2 separate regions of the Mus musculus genome follow, and region 2 is linked to region 1. A link is a loop called in an ENCODE intact Hi-C map of the cell type or tissue named here. Cell type or tissue: gastrocnemius. All regions are shown on one strand. Links, peaks and the distances in the headings refer to the core of each region. The heading gives the core; the rest is flanking DNA.

The links. Hi-C counts contacts between places; a loop is a spot of excess contacts. Peaks named below come from ENCODE experiments on the same cell type or tissue, not always from the same donor. Only the 100,000 strongest peaks of a DNase experiment are listed, where the experiment ranks them.
Region 2: it touches region 1 in a loop (2.9-fold over the local background); 14 of 42 quality-filtered maps call a loop at or near these places.

Annotation. Positions count from the first base shown.
Region 1 is chr11:94,082,746-94,091,969 of GRCm38, reverse strand. Spag9 (sperm associated antigen 9) reads right to left here. Exons shown (of 29, transcript NM_027569.3): 10 at 9,058-9,210; 11 at 7,971-8,022; 12 at 5,593-5,723; 13 at 2,315-2,371; 14 at 1,239-1,412; 15 at 77-206. Among named protein-coding and RNA genes, the nearest start is that of Gm38951, 13 kb to the right of the region's middle. In gastrocnemius, for the core only: a CTCF peak has its summit at 4,757 (motif pointing right); a DNase peak (open chromatin) is centred at 3,702; H3K27ac peaks cover 1,994 bases.
Region 2 is chr11:94,032,560-94,041,783 of GRCm38, reverse strand. It overlaps Spag9 (sperm associated antigen 9), which reads right to left. Exons shown (of 29, transcript NM_027569.3): 3 at 5,114-5,184. It also overlaps the pseudogene LOC108167922. Among named protein-coding and RNA genes, the nearest start is that of Gm38951, 37 kb to the left of the region's middle. In gastrocnemius, for the core only: a CTCF peak has its summit at 5,629 (motif pointing left); no DNase peak of the experiment used is centred there; H3K27ac peaks cover 2,332 bases.

The sequences.
Region 1 (9,224 bases), core at 405-8,404:
TTTAGGATATTGCTTCCAGTTCACATCTTCTCAACCTGCACTTCCTGCTAGACATGCTGGTCACATCCCCAAGTACCTGTTTGTACTTCTGAGGCAGACTCCAGCCGAAAGCTTGCACTCGGCCATCTTCCTTCTGAACGTGAGCCTTCACCTGCCGATACTGCTCTCTCTTTTGCTCTCTGCGGGAGGCTAAACTAGCCTCAGTTCTAAAAGGAGACATTGCAGTTTTAATTAAGAGAATGCAACAAAACCTCTAATCCCAGCATGAGTCATCCTCGACTATACCCTAGAGCCTTGTACACAAAACACAAACACATACACACACACAGACACATTATACCAAAGCTGATTTTTCCATGTTTGTGAGACCAGCCTTCAACAGGGAATAAGCAGCATGTTATATTAATCTGAGTTATTAGTCATCAAACTTAGGAAGTTTCAGATGTTATATTTAAAAACATAAACTTCTGAAGTAATTTGGGATCTTCCTTTTCTTAACAAATACTGAGAATTTTCTAATGCCGTTGTTGAAGATGATTAAGTTAAACTCTTAGATTCTATATCCTCTTTTGATTTTTTTTTAAATTTAGTTTTAATTCTTTTAGTTTTATGTGTTTCGAGTGCTTTGCCTGCATGGATGTCTGTATTCCATGTGCATGCCTAGTGCCGTCAGAGGCCAGAAGAGCGTGCTCTCCTTCCAATATATACGTCCGAAGAATGGATCTCAGTTTATCAAGGATGGCAGCACTTTTACCTGCTGAGCCAGCTCACTAGTCCTTAAGTGCAATTTTCATAAGAAACACTGGCTACAAGTTATTCATTCATTCATTCATTCACTCACTCATTTTGGGGCAGAGTCTCACTCTGTGGCCCAGGATGACCTAAAAATTATAATCCTCCTGCCTCAGCTTTCATTGGTTTAAAATTACATTGCTAAGCTCTATGGGCAATTTACTTAAAAGCATCCATCTATACTATAGAAAGCCATCCTTCTTTTTTCTTCTTCCCATTTCTATCCATAACTCCAACACACAAAATGGTCCCCTTTGTTCTGAAGACAGAGTTTATGTGTACAGCTGATGCTAGCCTTGAACTGTCTATACAGACAAGGCTGGCAAGGAACTAGTGATGATTCTCCTGTCTCAGCACTGAGTACAGGATTAACATAAGCTACTGTGCCTGGCTGCAGTCTCTTACAAGTTCCTGAGGAGTTAGTAAGAGTGACACAGCATACTTACTCCTCACTGAGGAAATCAAATGCCTTGGACTTGTCCCCAGGGAGCTGAGATAAAGTGCTGCTCCTTTTCTTCACGGAGGGAGTCACGTGAGAGGTGGGGGCGTTGTACTTCAGGTTAACAGGGGGTTCAGGCTTCTTTGTTGCATTACTTGAAGAGCTAAAAAGTCGGCTGAAACTAACAAAATAAAAGAGGCAAACAAAACCCACAGATATGTCTATTATTACATGCATTGTGAAAACCAAGCCCCAATTTTCCATAAATTTTTATAATCAAGAAAATTTCAAAACTTTACAAGGCAGTGAGTTAGACATTAGCAAAACCAGCTTTATGGTTATACTATCGCCTTAGCAGTCAGTCACAACCAAACTTGGACACTCGGGGGAATAGCTACCGCTTAGAATGCTAGATATAAGCAAGTTCCATAATGAAAGAGATGCTCTTGCGTACTGAAAGCTCCTACAAACAAGTACAATACGAAGGCTCCTTGGCTAGCTAGGTCCTATGTGGGACAAAGTCACAGTGGTCAGTGAGCAGCAGGGGGATGACCGTGATAACAGCCAAAGCTTAGTGTGCAGCGCATACAAAGGTCTGCTACACTGAGAACACACATCACCAAGTTAACTCATAGCATGAATTTTCTAAGCTCAACTTAAGGAACTATTTTCATGTCCACAGTTTTAAAACATTTATGCTTCCAGTAAACAGATTAATCTTAAAAGGATAAGTTTTAACTTCAATAAACACACAGTACTTCTGGTACAAAGTCAGGTTTAACACATACAAGACAACTAACCAAACAGTACAAATACTACACTTTTCCTCATCCCTTTGGTGAGGATTCCTGAGACTGTCAATTTTAGAACCATTTCCCCCATGGTTTTATGTACACCAGCAGAAGAGTCCAGCCACTGCATAACCAACACAGTGCAGCTTACGACAGCCTACTTTGGGTCCTGCAGCACAGCCTTACCGAGTTGGCATGCTGTATATTAAAGAGAAGAACTTCAGTTTAGCTATCTCCTCCCCACTGGGAAAGGTCAGGGTAACGCTCTTGTCTGACCCCGGCCCTCACTCACAATTGCCAGATGCTTGACCTTTTCTTTTCTTGCATAGCTGGGTTCTCTCGTGAGGCCCTAAACAAACAAACAAACAAACATATTATTAGATAGGTGTTCTAAGAAACTCATGAAATGTAAGAGAGTGAACCAACTTAACTCATATTAACTCACTTAAGCAAGTGACCTTTCATGAGAAAGTCTGCTAAGTCAAACCTTGCTTAGATAGAGTGCTAGACCTTCTTAAACGAGAAGCTAAGACTCTTGTTAGAGCATTCCCATGTTAGACAAATAGCCAATAAGTCTCAGGGTTGCTATTTAAGACTTATCCCCTTTCTTGTTATAGTTGTTATTAAGAAACAAGGAGTTACTCTGCTGTTCTGACTAGCCCTGAACTCTTGGTCTCAAGAACGCCTCTTGCCTTCATCTTTCAAGTGGCTAGACTACAAGAGTAGGGCTCTGAGGAACAACACTGGCACTCAGGCCGAGTGTAACAGCACATAACTCTAATCCCAGCACTCTGGGACTGAGGTGGAAGGATTGCAAGTCTGGAGCCAGTTTGGAATAAGACCTCTCAAAGAACAAAACAACAATCAAAGCAAAGCAAAGCAAAGCTCTAGCTCCCTCTTTAAAATACTGCTTTATAAATTCCTGTTCTTACTTTAAGGTTTCTTTTATCTGTACTCTAAACTTTCACAAAACAGCTTGGAACTACACTGCTCTGGTAGGCCACTTAATAAGCAAGTGGGGCTAAAAATGATGTGTGTGCTGGGCGTGGTGGCGCACACCTCTAATTCCAGCACTTGGGAGGCAAAAGCAGGAGGATTTCTGAGTTCGAGGCCAGCCTGGTCTACAGAGTGAGTTCCAGGACAGCCAGGGTTACACAGAGAAACCCTGTTTTGAAAAACAAAAAACAAAACAACAACAAAAAAATGATGTGTGTATGAGAAGGTAAGGGTTGGAGGTTGGGTTTACAAACTTAAAAACAATGTATAAACTTGATGTGATAATCCAAACTCAAGAATATGAGTAAATCAATGGAAAGTCAGTTGACAAACTTTTCTTTTTTTCTGTTTTGCAAGGGATAAACTATTTTTTATTGAATATTTTCTTTTTTTATGAAAACCTTCTTTTATTGGATATTTTATTTACATTTCAAATGTTATCCCTTTTCCCGCCCCGCCCCCCCCCCACCTCCTATCCCATTCCCCAGCTTCCTGCTTCTATGAGAGTGTTTCCCTACCCACCCACCCACTCCCACTTCTCTGCCATCGAATTCTCCTACACTTGGGCATCAAGCCGTCACAGGACCATGGGCCTCTCCTCTCACTGATGCCCGACAAGGCCATTCTCTGTTATATGTGCAGCTGGAGCCATGGGTCCCTCCATGTGTACTCCTTGGTTAGTGGTTTAGTCCCTGGGAGCTCTGTGGGGGGTCTGGTTGGTTGACATTGTTGTCCTTCCTATGGGGTTGCAAACCCCTTCAGCTCCTTCAGTCCTTTCTCTAGCTCCATTGGGGACCCCATGCTCAGCCCAATGGTTGGCTGAGAGCATTCACCTCTATATTTTTCAGGCTCTGGCAGAGCCTCTCAGGAGACAACTATATGAGGTACAAAGTTACAGAATTTATAACTGAGGAATATCGAATGGCCAAGAAGCATCTAAAGAAATGTTCAACATCCTTAGTCATCAGGGAAATGCAAATCAAAACAACCCTGAGATTCTACCTCACACCAGTCAGAATGTCTAAGATCAAAAACTCAGGTGACAGCAGATGCTGGCAAGAATATAGAGAAAGAGGAACATTCCTCCATTGTTGGTGAGATTGCAAGCTGGTACAACCACTCTGGAAATCAGTTTGGAGGTTCCAAACTGGATATAATACTACCTGAGGACCCAGCTATACCACTCCTGGGCATATACCCAAAAGATTCTCCAACATATAACAAGGACACATGCTCCACTGTGTTTGTAGCAGCCTTATTTATAATAGCCAGAAGCTGGAAAGAATCCAGATGTCCCTCAACAGAGGAATGGATACAGAAAATGTGGTACATTTACACAATGGAGTACTACTCAGCTATTAAAAACAATGACCTCATGAAATTCTTAGGCAAATGTATGAAACTAGAAAATATCATCCTGAGTGAAGTAACCCAATCACAAAAAACACACATGGTATGCACTCACTGATAAGTGGATATTAGCCCAAAAGCTTGGAATAACCAAGATACAATTCACAGACCACATGAAACTCAAAAAGAAGAGAGACCAAAGTGTGGGTGCTTCGGTCCTTCTAAGAAAGGGGAACAAAATACTCATGGAAGCAAATACGGAGACAAAGTGTAGAGCAGGGACTGAAGGAAAGGCCAACCAGAGTCTGCCCCATATATTGTCACCAAACCCAGACAAACTTTTCTATAGCTGTTTCTGAATTCAAGGAGGGAACACTTACTAAGACCATGATCACTAGATGGCAGCACTGAGATTTAAGAGCCAATAAAGGACAACTATGTGTCCTCTCAAAAGTAGAGTTTAAAAAGGAAGTCAAGCTGGGTGTGGTGGTGCACACCTTTAATCCCAGCACTTGGGAGGCAGAGGCAGGTGGATTTCTGAGTTCCAGGCCAGCCTGGTCTGCAAAGTGAGTTCCAGGACAGCCAGGGCTATACAGAGAAACCCTGTCTCGAAAAACAAAACAAAACAAAACAAAAAAAAACAACAACAACAAAAAAAAAAGGAAGTCAGCTTGATTGCAAAGAGTGATTGCTCGAGGCTCACAGTATGGAGAGTGAATAGCAGGAGGCTGGATCTGACTGTACTGCATTGTATGCACACACTGGCACTTAACTCCATGAGTATGAACCATTAAAACATAGTAATGATAAAAACACAGATTTGATTGACTGAAAGATGCCAAAGGAAAATATATTTTACATGAAGAGAAAGAAGGGTGCAGTCAAATAAGTATGTTTAATAGGAAGATACTATATATATTTTCATATACTGCATGTGAAATTGACATTGAGAAAGAATATTATTTCCTTTTTTTTTTTTTGGAAAAATGACCATTATTCCTAAGTAACAACAATTATCTCTTACAAGTTATGAGATTATCCTCCAAGGCCCAGTACTATCTCAGACACCTAAGGCTGTGGGACATCCCCGATCTTGTTCTATTATTAATCTAAATGTCAACTGAGGTTTCTCCTAGTGAACCCTCAGGCAGGGTTTGGCTGGCAGTGAAGAACACATGCATCTAAGGAAACAGCAGGAAGCAACAGAGCACTTCTCATACAGACCGGATCATCTCCGTCCATCGAACAGCTTCTTGAAGCTCCATCAGCCTCTCTTTGTACTGGTTTCTCTCCATGAGAACTCGGGCCATTTCTACTCTGGTAAACCTCTTCCTCTGGGCTGTGGGAATGTCACTCTATAACAAGAGGATAGCACATCACTCTGGGAAGTTACATGTGATTTGGTGTTAAGACTCACACTTAAACCAAATCTGAAGTTTTTAAGCATTTCTTATTTCTAACTCAATGACTTTAAAAGAATTAAGACAGAATTATTGCTAGAGAATAGGATATGAACATGGAAGATAGACAGAAATAAGTCTCCAAAAAGCATGCCCAAGTTAACTTCCTTCTCCTGCTGATTTCTCAGCTTTCTTCTGGGGAAGCAGGTAGGTTTAATAATAGGGTTTTGCTTTGTTCAGAGAAGCATGTATATTTTAGATCATCACTGAAATCATGGAACAGTGAGACAGAAGCTTTGCTCAAACCTTAGCAGTTTTCCTACTTTGTCCTCCTGCCTCAGAATTTAGCCCACCTCTTCAAACAAAAGTCATCCACAAATAACAAAAGACTTGAATTCTACTGGGTGGTGGGTGGTAGTGGGTATTGTACAGGCCTTTAATACCTGGGCTAGGGAGGCAGAAGCCTGGTCTATAGAGCTAATTGTAAGATAACCAAGGCTTCAAAGAAATCCTGTCTCAAAAAGCAAAAAAGTAAACAACAACAACAAAAGGTCTGAATTCTGCAACGCAGTAATACCCCCTATGAGTAGGCACAAAAAACAAAACAAAACAAACAAACAAAAACCAAACTCCAAAAATCCACAAGTCTCCATTCCAGGCTTGTACTATAATGTTCTGTGTTTCGTTGTTAAGACAGAAACCTAAGTACAAGTTGAAGTAGAAACCACAGGACAATGTTACTTGCTGGTCTGCTCTCTTGCCCATGCTTGGTAAGCTTTCTTATGGTGCCCAGAATCGTCTGCATAGGGATGGTACTGCCCATAATAGGCTTGGCTCTCCTTTATCAACTGGCAATTAAGACAATCCCTCAGTCATGTCACAGACCACTGAAGACAATCACTCAAGTGAGACTCTTTTTTTTGAGGTGACTGTAGTCTGAGAAAAGGGTGACAGTTCATGATAATTAGAACAATGTGTACATATTTACATGATGAAATTATTTTTTTACTTAAATAAACGATAACGGATCATGACTTCCTCTGGGGTGGAGAATATATTTGGCAATATTCTATGTTTTTTAAAAATTACATTTACATGTATTATTTATTTTGTCTATGTGTTTTGTGTGTGATACATATTTATTATTTTTTTAAATATTTATTTTATTTTATTTTATGCATATGAGTACACTGTAGCTGAACAGATGGTTGTGAGCCATCATGTGGTTGATGGTCCTGAACTCAGGACCTCTGCTCACTCTAGTCTCGCTTGCCCCGGCCCAAAGATTTATTTATTATATGTAAGTACACTGTAGCTGTCTTTAGACACACCTTTAGAGGGCATCAGATCTCATTACAGAGGGTTGTGAGCCATCATGTGGTTGCTGGGATTTGAACTCAGGTCCTTCGGAAGAGCAGTCAGTGCTCTTAACCGCTGAGCCATCTCTCCAGCCCGTGATACATATTTATGTATGTATGTGTCTGGATGCATGCATTCTGAAACACACACATGGAGGACAGAAGACAACTTGTGGGAGTGTGTTCTCTCTTTCTACTATGTGGTCCTGGGGATTGAACTCAGGTCATCAAGCTTGGTAATAAGTACCTTTCCATGCTGGGCCATCTTGCAAGCCCATCTAAATAATTTAATTGTTTTATTAATTAAGGATCAGGCACATATGTGACACACAAACAGGCAGACAAAACCCATAAAATTAATTAATTAATTTGTGTGTGTGCAGAAGAACTTGGGAGGCAGAAGCAGGCGGATTTCTGAGTTTGAAGCCAGCCTGGTCTACAGAGTGAGTTCCAGGACAACCAGGGCTATACAGAGAAACCCTGTCTCAAAAAACAAACAAACAAAAAACCAAAAAAAACCAAAAACAAAACAAAAAAAATTAGAAATAATAGCATGCTAACACAGGTCAGAGTACTGAACCACTGAGAAAAAGTGAGCATGTAACACTAGAAAATACAGCATGTGGATACCATATGGAAACATGGGCCAGCTTAGTCATGACCCAGAAACATGTCTTCTTTTAAAGGCATGCATCTATCTATCTATCTATCTATCTATCTATCTATCTATCTATCTATCTATCTATCTATCTATCTTTTACTTTATTTCTAAAATAAGTATTAGTAAGGTAATCCCAAAATATCAAAAAGCTATAAGAAAAACAGTCCCCAATCATAAACTTACATCATCATCGTCTTTTGCTTTTTGCCTTGCATCTTCAGCTTCTGCACGAGCTCTAGTAGGGAAAAAAAAATAAAAACAAAATAATATTATTACAACTGAACTCATCTCCAAAAATAATGAAAGAATAGGTAAATTGTTTTATTTGCCACTAAAAGATTACTTTTCTTTTGCCCAAAGGGTAGCAGACTGCTGCCTTCAACTTGGAAACCTGTTATCACTTCTTGAGAGGCTGAAGACTGAGGGCAGGTGTTCAAAGCCATCCTCTGCTACACTCTGAATTACAAGCCAGTCTGTGTTGTGTAAGACTATCTCAGGAACAGAAAGCAACAACAAAAGCAAGCTACATGGAGGAAAATAATACATTTTTTTTAAAAAAATGGAAGATTTAAGGGTTGTTGTTTGTTTTTTAAAGATTTGTTTATATTTGTGTGTGAGCATGTCAGTGTGCACCAGGCAGTTGTGAGATGACGAATGTGGATGTCAGAGACTGACCTTAGGTCCTCTGGAAGAGTAGCAAGTGCTCTTAGACCCTGAGCACCCTCTCCAGTCCTTACGAGGTTTTTTGTTTTTGTTTTAAGATTTACCTTATCCTCTTTGTGTGTGTGTGTGTGTGTGTGTACGTGCATACAAGTGCATGCTTGAAAAGGTCAAAAAGGGGTGAAGATCCCCTGAACCTGGAGTAACAGACAGGTCCTCTGGAAGAGCAAGCAAGGAAGTGCTCCTTACTGCTCAGCCATCTCTCCAGCCCACTTTTGACACCAAGATGGAAAGGAAAACGTAAAAGAAAACAAAACATAAAACAGGACTTTTTGGTTAAGAGAGTGGTAAACAAAGAGGGAGGCCAGCTCATAGCAGAGTCAAATAAATGGCTGAGAGCCTTTACTCTCTTCAGGTAGCTCTTGGTCATTCCTGGTTTGAGTGTGCTGAAGGTCTCAGTCTCAGGGTTATACCTATAATTTTTGTGGTACCCTGGCAAGGCGTTTAGTTCAGAGCAGGAGTGTATCCCAAGGTAGCTATGAGCACAGCCCCGTACATGCGGATGGCAAACACAGGCCGCACAGCGCGGCTTCCAAAAACAGACACTCACTTCCTGAGCTCCTCCTCCAGCTCTCTGTTCTTGTCCTCCAGCTTCAGCTTGGCTTGCTTCACAGCCTCCAGCTCCCCCTGCAGCACGTCCTTCTCACAGGTCAGCTCATCCACTTTGGCTATTAAGTCATTCTTCACTACATTCAGAGCGTTTCTAAAAGATACATA
Region 2 (9,224 bases), core at 691-8,690, 50 kb after region 1:
AATAAAATGTTTTCCATCATTAGCTTTAAAGCTGGGACTCAAATCTGATTGATGCAGCAGCTACTTGAGTAGTTAAATGCTGTAGGACCCAGGCAGGATGCATCTGGCCTTTTAGTTAACTCTCCAGGCAAGCAATGAACTCATTGTCCTTTCTTCCTCACACCCACAAGAAAATCCCACACCCTAAGGCATTTCCTGATATATTTAAAATAACAAGCTATATATCACAAACAGAATAAAAAATACATTGCACGTAAAAATTTTTAAATAATTCACATTATCCTTATGATTTTAAAAATGGGGGGAGTGATGGAGGGAGGGGAAAGACCAACATTCAGATAGAGAAAAGATGTGAGAGTAGACCAGGGCCTATTTTATACGAGGTTCTACCAAGTCTACTAGTTTTAGTCCTCCTCCATCTCAGATAAGCTACTAATTCCCCAGTAAGCAAATTAATTCACGTAGCTAGAAGTAAATTCTGTAAGAGCTGGACTCATCAAGGATTCAACTGTATTGTCTGAAAAACTGTTGTTTAGGACAGGCACAGACTGCCCTTGGTTGAGTTGTCTTCACAGCAAAGACCAACTCCGCACTGACAAAACCAAAAAGCAAAACAACTGGACTGGAGCACAGACTCTGTAGTCACCTTGAATCTTTCTACATACAGTTCTCAAAACTATTGTCTTAAAACCAGTGAGATTTCATGAGAAAAACATCTCAGAAAAACATCTAGAGCATTCAGCACTTGGCATTGGTGGTAAGAATGAGTAGTTTAAAGGTCCATCCTCACCTACAAAGCAAGTTTGAGTCCAGCCTGAACTATATGACATCCTGTTTCAAACAATGGCAAAGATAACTCAGTAGTTAAGAGTGCTGGAGGCTCTTCCAGAAGACCTGGTTTAATTCCCAGCACTCACAAGGCACTCTCAGTTCCAGGGGATCTGACACCATTTTCTAGCCTCCATGGACACTAGATATACAAATGGTATACAGAAATACATGCAGACAAAAATGCCCATACACACACCACATATCACAGGTACATACACACACGGCATAGAAAAAAACCCTAAAATCATAGAATCAGAAAGACCAGATTTAACAAGAAGTTACTAAACTGGCATAGGATTTTGGGTACATCACCCTAGAATATCGTTCTAAAAATTTCAAAGTGTACAATAGGGAGAAATGATAAGTTGGCCTAAGAAAACACTAAGAATGTGCTTAAACCGTCTCAATATGAAACTCGCCCAGCCCTGCACAGAGTTCACACGTGTAGTCCTGTGTAAGCAAGCCACTGGCATCTCTGTGAAGGACTATGCAGATGAACTGAGATGGAATAACTACCCTCAATGCAGGTGCACCATTCCATGGGTGTGGGTCTCACACTGCATAAATGCGAAAGCTTCCTGAGCCTATGCGTGCTTGTGCTTCCTGACCGCGTACAAATGACCAGCTGCTTCATGAGCCGGCCACCATGCCCTTCCTGCCGTGATAGACTACAACCTCAACAGCGAGCCAAAAGAAACACGTTAGTTAGTTAGTTAGTTAGCTAGCTAGCTAGTTAGTTTTATGATAAAGGGTCTTGTTGAATATCTAGACTGACTTAGAACTAACTACTCCAGGCTGGCTCCTCAATCTCTATATGCTGATAACATAGCTTATAAGAATATACCACATATAGCAAGATAGATATACCTTTAAGTAAAATCAATAATACACACAAATTTATTATTTGATTAAAGAATGGTCATTCACATTTTCAAAAAGTAGAATAATTTTCCACTGTTAGCAGTAAACAATGTGTTTTGTCAAAGTAATATTTAAATAATTCTGTGTCTGTAAAAAAATGCTACCTTCCCTCCTTCCTATGACCACCAGGCTGGTCTGCATTTTGCTCTGGGAAGCTCAGGGCAAATCCTGTCTGCCCCAGGGCTAGTGAGGTAGTCTAGACACCAGCCTAGGTCTGCTGAGCCTGCAGGGTGCCGGTTGCCTGCCCTAGGCTCCGGGCCATGCAGCCATACATCCTTCCACTAGTGGAGGTACTTGTTTGAATGGTTATCAGATTTTTTTTTAACTTGACATTAAAATAGAGAACTACAAAAAAAAAAAAAAAAATGCTACCCTCCTTGAAAGTAACAATAAATAGGCTACAAAGTCCCTTTCTCTGGAATTTACCTCTAAAAGGTACTCTAAGGGATTACAAAGCTATTTATTCTTGCTAATTGAATGGAGTTTCTAGACCAAATAGATAAATAGAAATTTTTAGGTTATAGTGACCAGACTCACATTTTAAAGCAGCTTTATCTGTGTTACATAAGCCTACTTTGAAGCAAATAGAGTCTATCAGGGCAAAAGACAGAAGCCTCTTCTAACTGCAGGAGAGGATCCTATGAAAGAGCTGACAGTCAGCAGACGAAAAGTTGCCCGATGACTGTTCAGGCTGAGGTCTCTGGCTTGGTAATTAAGCTTTCTTAAGACCATTTTCTTTTCCAATAGCTTACAGCTCTGAAGGCATGATAACAGAAAACTTATAATACCTTCTTACAGGAAACAGATGGCAGGTTTTTAAATTTCTATAGACATATATCTTCATTTTTATTAAATAGATATTAGGAAAATAAAATCTCATTTCATTTATATTTGTTCTTTAAAGAATGTATATATTTATGGGGGAAATAAAACATGGAGCATAAGAAATAAAATAAAAAATACAAAGGAAAAAAGAATGTATATATTTTAAAAGAATATAATTTAAATATACTTTAATACTATATCACAATTTAAAAATCTCTAATTAATATAAGTTATAACTTTATTTTAAAATCATTCATTACTATTAATTACTTATTACATTTAAACATACTTCTCCAAATAAATTTTGTAATTATCATCATTAATAAATAAGCAATGCAAGTAAATACTACATACATACAGAACCTTACTCTGATATGGAAATCAGTGGTATAAAAAGCATCAACAATAGGCTTTTAACTACCAAGTTTTTAAAAATACCCTTAATATCTAGTAATATCTATTATTTAACCTACTTCCATCTTTCCAGGACCATATGACCCTTTATGATCAAACTTTTCCTCCTACTGTATCAATTCTGTGAAAAATTTGTGTTCTTGGTAGTAATGCTAAACCCAATCCCAAGAATGGGAACGGATTTCTCTACTATTCAAAGCAAATGAAATTGAGTATAATATGATTTTATGATGCTTAAAGCAGCACTTTTGGTCTCTACCATAGGCAGGATAGGTTATACAGCAATGGAAGAAAAACAGGAACTGAAGTCTACAAATAGGACTGTGGGAGCATGAGCAAGGCCCCAGACTCAAGTCACCATCACCTAAATAAATAGGTAGACAAAAAAACTAGAATCAAGCCAGGCAGTGGTAGTGCACACCTTTGATCTTGGCACCCAGGAGGCAGAGGAAGGCAGATCTCTGAATTCTAGACCTGCCTGGTCTACAGAGGAATTCCAGGACAGCTAGGGCTACACAGAGAGAACCTGTCTTAAAAACCCAATCCAAAAAAACCAAACAAAGCTAAAATTAGGTATAACATAAGACAGGATGAGAAGAGAGAAAATGGCCAAGGGAGGTGGCACACACCTTTAATCCCAGAATTGGAGGCAGAGGTAAAATCATATTATTCTCAAGGCCAGCCTGGTTTGCATAGTGTATTCCAGGCAAGCCAGGGCTAAAGAAAGAAGGAGAGGGAAGAGGGGAGGACTGTAAAATTCACTAAGGTATGTGAATCCCAGACTGACCATAACACACAGGGACAAACGACACATTGACAAGACAGAAACAAATACAGTATGTTAAAGACTAACAGACTCTTAAAAACAAGGGTTACAAAGGGATTATATGCTACAAATACTAATTTAAAATACTAAAGAGGGCTGGAGGCTTGGCTCAGCAGTTAAAAACCCTGGACCTAGGTTCAGTTGCCAGCATTCATGAGGAAGCTAACAACCATCTGTAATTCAGTTCTAGAGGAGCCGATGCCCTCTTCTGGCCTCTGTAGTCACGGCACTTACAAGCAGATAGGACATTCATACACAAAAAATAAAAAATCTAAAAGTTAATAAATAGGAAGTGCCCTCCTTTCCTTTCTGCTGGGTGCCGGCTGCCTGCTGTCGAGATGGGCAAGTTCATGAAACCCGGGAAAGTGGTGCTGGTCCTGGCCGGACGCTACTCCGGACGCAAAGCCGTCATCGTGAAGAACATTGACGATGGCACCTCGGACCGCCCTTACAGCCATGCCCTGGTGGCTGGAATTGACCGCTATCCCCGGAAAGTGACAGCTGCCATGGGCAAGAAGAAGATCGCCAAGCGATCCAAGATCAAGTCCTTTGTGAAAGTTTATAACTACAACCACCTCATGCCCACAAGGTACTCTGTGGATATCCCCTTGGACAAGACTGTTGTCAACAAGGATGTGTTCAGGGACCCAGCTTTGAAGCGCAAGGCCAGGCGGGAGGCCAAGGTCAAGTTTGAGGAGCGATACAAGACAGGGAAGAACAAATGGTTTTTCCAGAAGCTTCGCTTTTAGGTATATTTTTGTTTTGGTCATTAAAAATTAAAAAAAAATACAAGTGTCAAAAAAAAAAAAAACAAAAAAAAAAACAAAATAAAAGTTAATAAATAAATCTCAAAAAACTAAAATGCTGAAAATTGGAATCATTTAAACACATTTTAATGTATTATAAATTTGATATAATTTAATATAAAACATAACATAATATAAACTATAAATAATATAAGGCCTTTACAACTAAATTATAGATGTCAAGATCTATACCACTATCTTACCAATGCAGCATTTTCCTAACTGGTAGCAAATCAATTTTCTCAGCATCGTGTCAACATTTTATTATATGCATAAAGGTTTGATAGCCGACTAAGTAACTGTCTTAAATAACTAAAATTATTCTGAGGCATATAAATTTTCTACAGAAAAATTTAATTCCAGATTTAAAAAGAATAAATGTCAATTTTGGTAAATGCCACGTGACACACTTTCTGGAAATGATGCTTATGTAGAATTATGCAGGCCATCCCTGTGCTCCAGTACTAACCTAGGAAGGACAGACACCCACCTCAGTGTGTCTCTGATGCAGTGCATTATATTCCTTCTTCAGTTCTGCTTCTCTCTCTTCAAGTCTGCTGACTGCAATCAAGATACATATACTTAATCAAACAAATCGAGAGACTTACTTATAAAGTCTGTCTTTAAAATATTGTATGTTATCCAAAGCTTTCACTACTTTAGCCTTAGCCCAGCACTCCATGTGAAATTCTGCACAAAGTGACCTCATTTCACTATCCTTAAACACCATCTTCAGAGAAGAGAGTAAAATGTCAGATTGGTTCTCTAACATATACGTGTCTATAAGATCATCCTTTTATAGCTTTTTATACGACAGAGAATCCAAAAACAAAAATCACACAAGTCTTATCCTTGTGTCAGATCCCAGATGGTTGACTTCAATGCAACCATTTCGAGTATCAAGTTCTTTTTTCAGTACTAGCAGGATGACAACATCTTGCTATAAACATTCTCTGCTTTGAGTCTTCTTGGGTTCAGGGTCTCATCTTCTTTTATTTAGCTCCCTCTGCAGGTGGATTTTGTGAAGTGTACTGATAGGGATCTGGCTCACAAAATGGGGAGAAAAATTTAGATTCTGAGACACAAAATGTCAGGATAAAATTTTAAAGGAGACTGACAGAAAAATAGAGTGATTCATTATCAGAGGTGTTCCAGGAAACCCATGAAGAAATAAACAATACTGGGCTGACCTTGAATGAGCAAATTCCATATACACTTATTACAGTAAACCATGAGCTACTACGAGGCAGACTGGGTAGGCAGCTGAAGAAGCCCACCATGGCGAAGGGCAGCAGAACAGCCACAGTGCTAGTGGCATTGTCAAGAGAATCATTTAAGTCTTCTGGAAAGTCATGATTAATTGGAAACACTCTCTGTGTAAAGTCAACCAATGAGCTGCAAACACAACTACTATCAACTCCAAAAGCACATATACATTTTTATATGCTGTTTACATGTGAAACACCGAGAACATAAATGTGCTGCCCAATTTGGGATTTATATACATTTGCCTACCAGAATTTGTTGGAATGTCTTAGAAATATGTCATTATTTAGGAGAACTCAAATTCTTTTTGTTATAATTTGTTCGTAACTCAAGCCTGTACGTCTTTGGCTCATTAAATTTACGCCATGGTCCACAATAGATGTGGAGTGCACTTTCTTACATAAATATGTAAATAAGCACATCTGCTTTTTACTTTATGCTGTGACCCAAAGCAATAATAAGCCATTAATAATATAGATGCACTAGGATAACACAACAGATGCTGAAATCTGAAAATTTGTGGTGCTGCTCATTTAAAGCAAAAATACATAAAGAAAAAAACCTCAGGAAATCTATGCAAACTGTGGATATTTAGTGACAATTTCAAAATAAAAATTTTTGAATGATTAGCAAGAAAAAAGTACAATGTCATTTATTTATATGATGAAGACCACTCCGCAGACAAAATCACTTGCTTCTTTTGCAGAGGACCCATGGTGCCCCACACCAGGCAGTAAGTCCAGCTCCAGGGATCTGAGCTGCTGCTGGCCTCCAAAGACACTTGAAGGAATGGGATGCACTCAGGAGCTCACACACATGTGTATGTACACACACACACACGCACGCACATACACACACACACACACACACACACACGCACGCACGCACGCACGCACACACGGACATACACACACACGCACACATGGACATATACACAGATATATAAATAAATAAGTGAATAAAATTAAACCTTAACTAGGTGATAAACATTGCTTACTACTTATTAACTAAACTTATTTAAAAGTTAAGGAAGACAGGAGCCTGATATAGCTGTCTCCTGAGAGGTTCTGCCAGTGCCTGACAAATACAGAAGGTGGATGCTCACAGTCATCCATTGGATGAGGAAACAGGGTCCCCAATGAAGGAGCTAGAGAAAGTACCCAAGGAGCTGAAGGGGTTTGAAGCAGCCCCATAGGAGGAACAACAATAAACTAACCAGCATCTCCCTGGGACTAAAACACCAACCAAAGAAAACACTTGGTTGGGACTCATGGCTCTTACTGCATATGTAGCTGAGGATGGATGGCCTAGCCAGTCATCAATGGGAGGAGAGGCCCTTGGTCCTGTGAAGGTTCTATGCCCCAGTATAGGGGACTGCCAGGGCCAGGAAGCAGGAGTAGGTGGGTTGGTGAGCATGGGGAGGGGAGAATGGATAGGAGGTTTTTGGAGGAAAAACTAGGAAAGGGAATAACATATGAAATGTAAATTTAAAAAAATCTAATAAAATATAATAAAAGTTAAGGAAATCCCGAGACTACCAGACAAACATTTAAAATTATTCATCTTTGTCAATTCATATTTTTATAATTTTTATTACACTTATTTATGTTCTGTGTATACTGGGAGGGTTGGCATGTATGCCACAGTACTGTGTGCTGTGGCTGGTTCTCTCCTTCCACCATATGGGTTCTATGAAATCTCAGGATTGGTAGCAAGTGCCTTTACTAAGCTATCTCACTAGCTCTAATAATAAATGTTCTTTCAATAATGTGTAAAAAAAAAAAAGAAAGAAAGAAAGAAGAAAAAAGACTACGGCTAAAATAAACGCCAATATCATTCATAAACTTCAACTTCAAATGTATTACAGATTAGAGCCCCATGATTCTGTCAACCCACTTGAAATCAATTCATAAAATTTATATTAATACCAAACTGACATACTGCTTATTGCATAGTATGAACTGCCCTACAAACTGGATATAAACTGATTTTATTATCATATTATGACAGAAACATCATTTTATATTCAATGTAGAGAGAAGACTACTTGGCACTGTGGCTAACTTACTAAAGGTCACAAAGATGGTTCTTTCCTAATGGAGGTGTCTTGGTGCCATGCTATCTGCCTCAAGAAATGCACTTTTAGCCAAGCATGTTAGATCACACCTGGAACCCTAGCTTTTGGGCATTGAGGCAGGATGTTTGCTGTAAGTTTCACATCAGCCTCTGGCTACAGTGAATTCCAGGCCAGCCAGGGCTATAAATCCAATCTCCAAAAAAGCAAAAGAGAAATCTGTTTTATTGATAGAATCTACCCACACTGAGTGTGTGTGGGGGGGGGGGGGCCTCAAGAAATGGCTCATGGTTAAGAGCATTCACTGCTCTTGTGAAGGACCAAGGTTCAGTCCCCAACATCCACAAGGTAGCTCACAACCATCTGTAACTCCAGTTCTTGGAGATCCAGTGCTCTCTTCAGGCCTCCACAGTCACCAGGCACAGGCTTTGTACACAGACACACAATGCAGGCATGACACTCATACACAGAGAACAAAAAAATCATTAAAAAGTTTTCACTGCCAGGGGATGAGATTCAAACAATTCCTTTTTCTTATAGGATAACCCAGTCTCAGAAACTTAAGGAAGCATCAAATTGCCAAGTGAAAATGCATACTTGGCTGTATGAATCATCTGGGAGACTGTTTTTGTTTAGATATGGTTTGTCCCCGAGGGTTAGTGTGTTGCAGGCTTGGTCCCTATGGTGACAGTGTTGGAAGGAGGGATGAAGCCATCAAGAGATAAGGCCTGGTGAGAGCCCTAGTGATTGAAGAATGTCCTTGGGAGAGATTAAATCTCATCAGATTTCTGAATTCTCATAAGAGCAAGTTGTTGAAAAAACGAACCTCATCCCTAACTGCCCTCTAGCTTGCTGTTTGACAATGTTCCCAACACTGTGTTGCCATTGGTCACCAGGCCTAGGCCAGAGGCCCGGTAAGTCCCAAATCCTTCTCTTCCACTTTGGACCTCTAAGAACTATGAACTAAATAAATCTTTCTTTATGGCCTGCTTCAGGTATTTTGTTAATAGTAATGAAAACCCCATTGATACATGCATTAAAATGAATAATCAACATACTATAGACCAAGGTGGCTAAAATAAGAAATATAAGACAACAAATACTTCCTGAAAATGGAAACAAATAGAACTTTCATGCATTGCTGGTAGAAGTAAAATGTTACATTCAATTTTAAAGCAAGCTAAGTGGTGGTTGTGCACATTTTTAATCCCAGAACGAGGGAGGGAGGCAGAGGCAGGTGGATCTATCTATGTGAGTTTGA